Regions from separate parts of the Homo sapiens genome. Here region 1 is linked to region 2. Evidence: chromatin loops called from intact Hi-C (ENCODE). Cell type or tissue: A673. All regions are shown on one strand. Each heading gives the region's core, and the rest is flanking DNA. Links, peaks and the distances in the headings are about the cores only. Region 1 holds the start of LOC105377876 (a long non-coding RNA gene). Region 2 holds the start of LOC105377874 (a long non-coding RNA gene).

Region 1 (2,922 bases), core at 96-2,595, 420 kb before region 2:
AACCATTTCTTTTAATCCTTTAACAAGCCCTAAGTAGTCACATTATCCCCATTTTACAAATAAGGAGTCTGTGAGAAAATTGCCCCAGTTCCCAGAGTGGCAGAGTTAGGATATGCATCCAAGTATGTTCAATCCCCTTACTCTTAACTGCATGCCATCCTGCTAGCCTTGTGTCCACCCCACTCTGAGATAACCACTGATGACTCCTCTCTAAACCCTTTTCTAGGTGTATGTATTTCCACTAAACTGGGGCTATATTGTATGTGTTGTTTCATAACTAGCTTTTTCTCACGTATAAACCTCTTCCTCCAGCTCCTTGTTAATGGCTGTAGAGTATTCTGTCAAGTGAAGATACCATATTTAATAACTACTCATTCTTGTATATTTTTCCAGTTTCTGCTATTATCAAATCTTCTTGCGTGCTACTAATTTTATCCTTAGGATCATAAGTAGAATTGTTTACTGAGAGATTATGCATAGTTTCTACTGTTAATATAAATTCCCCAATTTGCTTTTACCAATTTCCCACCAGTAGAATGTTGGGAAACCTGACTAACAAGTTTCCCAACATTCTACACTGACATCAAATATAACTTTAAAAAATCATTTCTAGTTAGATAAGCAAAAACATGTATGTTTTGTTTAGCATACCTTTGATCGTTAATGAGGTTGAACGTATTTTCACCTATTTATGTATCGTTTAAGTTTTCCCTTTCAGATACTTCTTGTTCAGATTCTCGGAATTCATTTATAAATTAGTCTCTTGAAGAATTCCAGCCCATTTCACAGTAAAGCTGATGTTAAGACCGAAATTTTATTTTTCATGCAGAGTTCACTCTTGGAGAGTTGCAGTAAAGGCAGTCACACTTGGAGTACCTCAGTGACGGCAGAAAGGTTTATGTTTTCCTCTTGGTGACAACATAAATCTCTGTGAGATTGCTGTAAAGGTAAGGAGGATTTTAGAATTCATTTGCACAGAGGTTCCCGGAGCTTCCAATTTGACACGACTGGCCTTGGAAGATTCGCCTGGGCAAATCACAAGGGCAGATAGTTGGCTGGTTTAGTGATTGGCTTTGAAGCAGCACCAGATGCTGTGGACACCGGGAGGCCTTTTGCTGCCCTTCAGGAAAGCAGCGGAGCAGCAGAGGAGAGCGCCATGGGAGAACATGGGCCACCCTGGGTGAGGACAGGAAACAGGCAGAGGAAGTGAAAGAATTCTTTGAGGAGCAGAGGAGAGAGAGCTGGTAGTTCATCTCACTTTCTCTGATTAATAATCCTCACCCCTTCTGCCTGCGCAGCTTGACTGTGAGCAAAATAAGAAATGTGCAGCTCATGATGTCCTGAGTCCTGCTTCCATGTGGGTGGTTGGTGATGGGGCACAGTACCTCTTGTCCAGCATTAGATCTCAGAGGACTTGGGGGAGAGCATCTTTTGGCTGGCTTATTTAGGAAAAATATTTGGCTAAAATTCACTTACAGTTTCAACTACTTTCATTTTCCTATAATACAAGTTACAGGAGAAAAAAGGTGAAAAGAAGCCTATTTAAATTGTTAATATAGGTATTTATGAGTGATTAATTTTACTCCTTTCTGTTTCTCTTTATATTCTATAATGGGCACATTTACATATGTAATAGAACTACTAATAAATTGTATATATAATTTCTCCCCCGGGTGAGAACTCATCTTGCTGCTAAGTTAGGTTCAAGAAACAAGAAATCCTGTTGTTTGTAAACATCCCTTTAAACAGAAGTGAATGCTTGTGAGTATAGGTTCTTCTGTATTGCTATATTGGCAATTTAAGCCTTAATAGAAAAGGGCAGTAGTTTGGTAGTGGTGGTAACTTAAAGCCAGGATGGAGTGTTCCAGATCCCCCAAGATTCTGTGTGGACAGTGTGACTGGCAGCATGTGGGCTTGTTAGGGACTCTGGTACCAAGGCAATCCGTGCTGAGATCTGTTATATTTGCTCCAGTCCAGTGTGGTCCTTAGCTTAGAGTATGTAGCTTAATCCTGGTGGCCGTGGATCCTAAAAATTCCATCAAAAAGGCTCTATTAGGAGAGGTTACATATAGGGAAGATTGCATAATGTAATGTCATTATTTCCTCTCATGAATGGTCCCACTGAGTGAACAGGAAGGGTGGGGCCCTTCATGAAGCTTAAAGCCAGTCCCTCCAGTGAGGTTGGTATCTGAGCAGAGAGGGCCAGAAGTGTAAGAAGTGCTTGAAGTGGGCATGAAAAAGTTCTTCAAAGCTGAAAAATGGTACCATTGTATCTTTTGTTGGCTTGAAATTTCTGGCATGTTAATTAGACTATAAAAAGGGCCTCGACAATGTCATAAGGCAAGTTCTAAAAGCCTCAGGCTTTTAAACTTGAAGTAGCACAGTGAAGGACGGACCTCATGCAGAATGTTCACAATGAATCGCAAAAAGTGACAAAAGTTGATTAATTACTTATATGAAAACTAATTTGCAGTGATGATATTAACATTCTGAAGCCAGCCGTTTCCTTCCATTTGCTTCTTGTGGTTGGGACGTATATTCCTTCTTTGTTCATTTCTTAAAGGAACCATCTTTCATTTTCCCTCTTTTTTTGGTAACCTGTTTCTTCCAAGGACTATAAATATCTGAGATTCACTGATCTAATCAAGACTTCCTCCTTGATAGAAATTCTTAGAGAATTCAGTGGCAAAAATGAGCTCTATCTTTGAATCAAAATCTAAAATTATTTTTTAAAAGAAGGATAAAAATAGAAAATAGCAAGTTATTTAACTTGGGTATGATGTTTGTGACAATTCAGAAACCACCTTTGCAAAAATAGTAACAGTAAGAAAATTATGACAGTGGAGGATATCTGATCTAGACAACCCCCTCTTGCCTTTAGCCTTCAAGCTGACTTAATTGTTCCTGGGCATAGGCTGGGCT
Region 2 (2,922 bases), core at 196-2,695:
ATTTAGAGGTGAATCTTTTCTCCATTTTTTTTTTGCTTAATCATGACTCTGTTTTTTCTCTCTCCTAATAGGTTCTCTTCAGTTCCAAAGTATTCCCAGCTGCCGAGAGTCACAAATTCTGTCTGAAAAGCAGGGTGACCTTTTCAGAGAGGAGCCAATGTTTGGAAGCTGAAATACAGAGGAAGGGAGAAAGTTTACTGAATGTGTGCTGGAAGAGGAGAGCTCATTTAGCCAGCCCTCTTCCACTTCACTCATTCCCAACCCCACCCCTACCCACATATTCCAACTCCTCCGCCTCTCCATTCCTCCCTAACCTTACTGGACAAGTAGGACCGCCAGCTATAGGACTGCCAGCTACAGGGATGTGGTAGTCCACTCGGGCTCTTTGAAGTCTTTAAAATTCTCCCTCGGTGTCTGCTTCTTTCCTGGGGGCAGAAAGCAGCACATGGCACCTCAGATCCATGGAACACAGCCCACCACTCCTGAGAAGCAGAGTCGAGGAGCAGCCGACCTGACTTGGAAGGCAGGCTAGCTGGGTTACCCCTGCCCACTGCCAGTTACACAGATTAAACATTTTGTCTGGATATGACCAGATGTCCTCAATTCCCCAGGCTTGAACACACTTACCCTTGCTTCTCCAAATTGCTTTGCATGCCTTACCCACCCCCTCATCCCCACTATTCTTAGCTCTCAAAAAAAAAAAAAAAGATGCTGCAGTTGTCATCCATCTTCCGACTTTTTATCATAGCTTTGCATACTCTTTTCAAATATTCTTTCTCTTTCTCCCTCTTCTTTTTAGCCTCACAATTTTGCTTTTTGTAGACCAATCAAAGATTTCTATGTGTGTCTTCAAAGAAATATTACAAGACAAACCCTCTCCTGGTACAAGAGCTACAGAATTATTTGCATATATAATCTCTTCTTGTGCCTCCTGCTAGCATGGGCCTTTTCGTCTTCAATCCTCATGGTATAACAAAAGAATAAATTATGGTACTACTGATAGAACGTTAAACTGACAATCTTCTGAGGCACCGGCAGTTTAATGGAAACCAAAGAAAATTCAAGATTATACATTTTCTCATAAATGTATTTCTTTTTCCTGTCTTCTCTTTCACATACTATCAATTTTCTTGCCTTCTTATTATTCAGTTTCCTATCTGTCAAATAACAAACCCAAAGCTGCCTTCGAGCCAATCTCCTGTCAATGGAACCGTACTTGCTGATAGAGGATTAAGGTATTGGCAAATCTGTTACAAGGTGTTTAGGTTTATAATTAAAGATTTAGTTAAATTAATAAACAGCAGCAATTTCAAGAAGACTAAAAGGATTGCCTTACCTGATATTTTGCCTCCTTTCTGACTACTAAGGGAAGATGTGAAAAGTGAAAATGAAGGTGTTTATATAGTGCCATCTAGCGACAGATACCTAAAAAAGCTCTGTATCATTTATTGATTGCACAGAGAAAACAAAATCCTTCTACTGGGGTCTGCTTTGGAATCTCCAGGTTTAATTCTAGTTTTTGGGCTTTTGGGTTTTTTTGTTTAACCTTCTATGGGGATAATTCAATCCTGGGGTCTCTTTTGTTTTCACTGAAAGTTTTAAGCTTTAATCTGCTTTGTGGAGAGCCAAAAACATGAAAACTCTTTCAGTATCCAGAGGAACTGCTGCAGTGGTATTTTAACTTTGGACTTTTTCTTGCTATCCCGGTTCTGTCTGTCACACTAAAATAAAACCTTGATTCTGCGAGGTATAGGAAAATATGTTAATAAGCTAAGAAAATGGAAATGATCATGTCATCTAAACCATAATATTGCTCCCCTCTTCCAACTCTTCTCACTTGAATTTATATTTCTCAAATTTTAAATATATGGACATGAAAAAACAAAGATGTCTTCAATTATGCATATTAAAAATATACACCTATGAGAACCATAACCAAGTTTTAGAAGTTGGCCCACTGTTAGCAAAGTTCAGAATGAATAAACAACCCCTATATATATGGAAAGAAACAAAAATTTAAAAAACCATCACCAAATCAGAAACTGCTGTCTAACTTAAGTGATTCATGTTTCCCAGAATCAGCTTGTCCTTTTAAAGGCTGATCTCTAACTTGAGACTGGCTTTGCTTTGACTGTGAGATACTTCTAAGATCAGGTCTCCATTCTGATCCCACTCACCGGCTGCTCTGTTTCCAAAGTACTTCTGCCTTCCCTAGGGGGGTCTCCTCCTGTACAGGCACTGAAAGACTGATCAAATCTGCATGTGTCAATCATTGCCTACTTCCCAGCTGGTGATAGAGGTAGATTCCTACCAAATTTACTCGGAGGACTTGACTTTCTCAGGACCTCTTCCTGTTGTGCATTGTCATGATCTTGCGGCTAAACTAATAGATGTGAAAGTGAATTGAAATGTAAAACATGCTGGGCAAGTCTAAAATGCTTTGAATGATAGGAGGTAATTAAATGAATGACTTTCAAACCTCACTTGATGCCTGCTGAGATATCCTATATCTACTGATTCAAGGGCCAAATCTCTAATTTCCCAATACCACCCATCACTTGGAAGTTTCTCTTCAATACATTGATCTTCTCATGGTTGCCTGATGCTTAGTTATGAAAGGGTTTCTTTTGTCTTGATCTTTTCACCATAAAGATAGGAAAGGCTGGGCATGGTGGCTCATGCCTGTAATCCTAGCACTTTGGGAGGCCAAGGCAGGTGGATCACTCGAGGTAAGGAGTTTGAGGGCAGCCTGGCCAACATGGTGAAACCCCTGTCTCTACTAAAAATACAAAAAGTTAGCCAGATGTGGTGGTAGGCACCTATAGTCCCAGCTACTCCAGAGGCTGAGGCCTGAGAGTTGAACTCGGGAGGCGGAGGTTGCAGTGAGCTGAGATTGCGCCACTGCACTCCAGCCTGGGCGAC

What was found. Hi-C counts contacts between places; a loop is a spot of excess contacts. Peaks named below come from ENCODE experiments on the same cell type or tissue, not always from the same donor. Only the 100,000 strongest peaks of a DNase experiment are listed, where the experiment ranks them.
Region 1: it touches region 2 in a loop (9-fold over the local background); 2 of 110 quality-filtered maps call a loop at or near these places.

The regions. Positions count from the first base shown.
Region 1 is chr6:82,686,279-82,689,200 of GRCh38, reverse strand. It overlaps LOC105377876 (a long non-coding RNA gene), which reads left to right and starts at 717. Exons shown (of 6, transcript XR_001744232.2): 1 at 717-947. In A673, for the core only: no CTCF peak of the experiment used is centred there; DNase peaks (open chromatin) are centred at 120, 1,190 and 2,220; H3K4me3 peaks cover 1,499 bases; H3K27ac peaks cover 2,500 bases.
Region 2 is chr6:82,269,463-82,272,384 of GRCh38, reverse strand. LOC105377874 (a long non-coding RNA gene) reads right to left here and starts at 947. Exons shown (of 3, transcript XR_942737.3): 1 at 628-947; 2 at 315-425; 3 at 1-168. In A673, for the core only: a CTCF peak has its summit at 1,417 (motif pointing left); DNase peaks (open chromatin) are centred at 944 and 1,384; H3K27ac peaks cover 832 bases.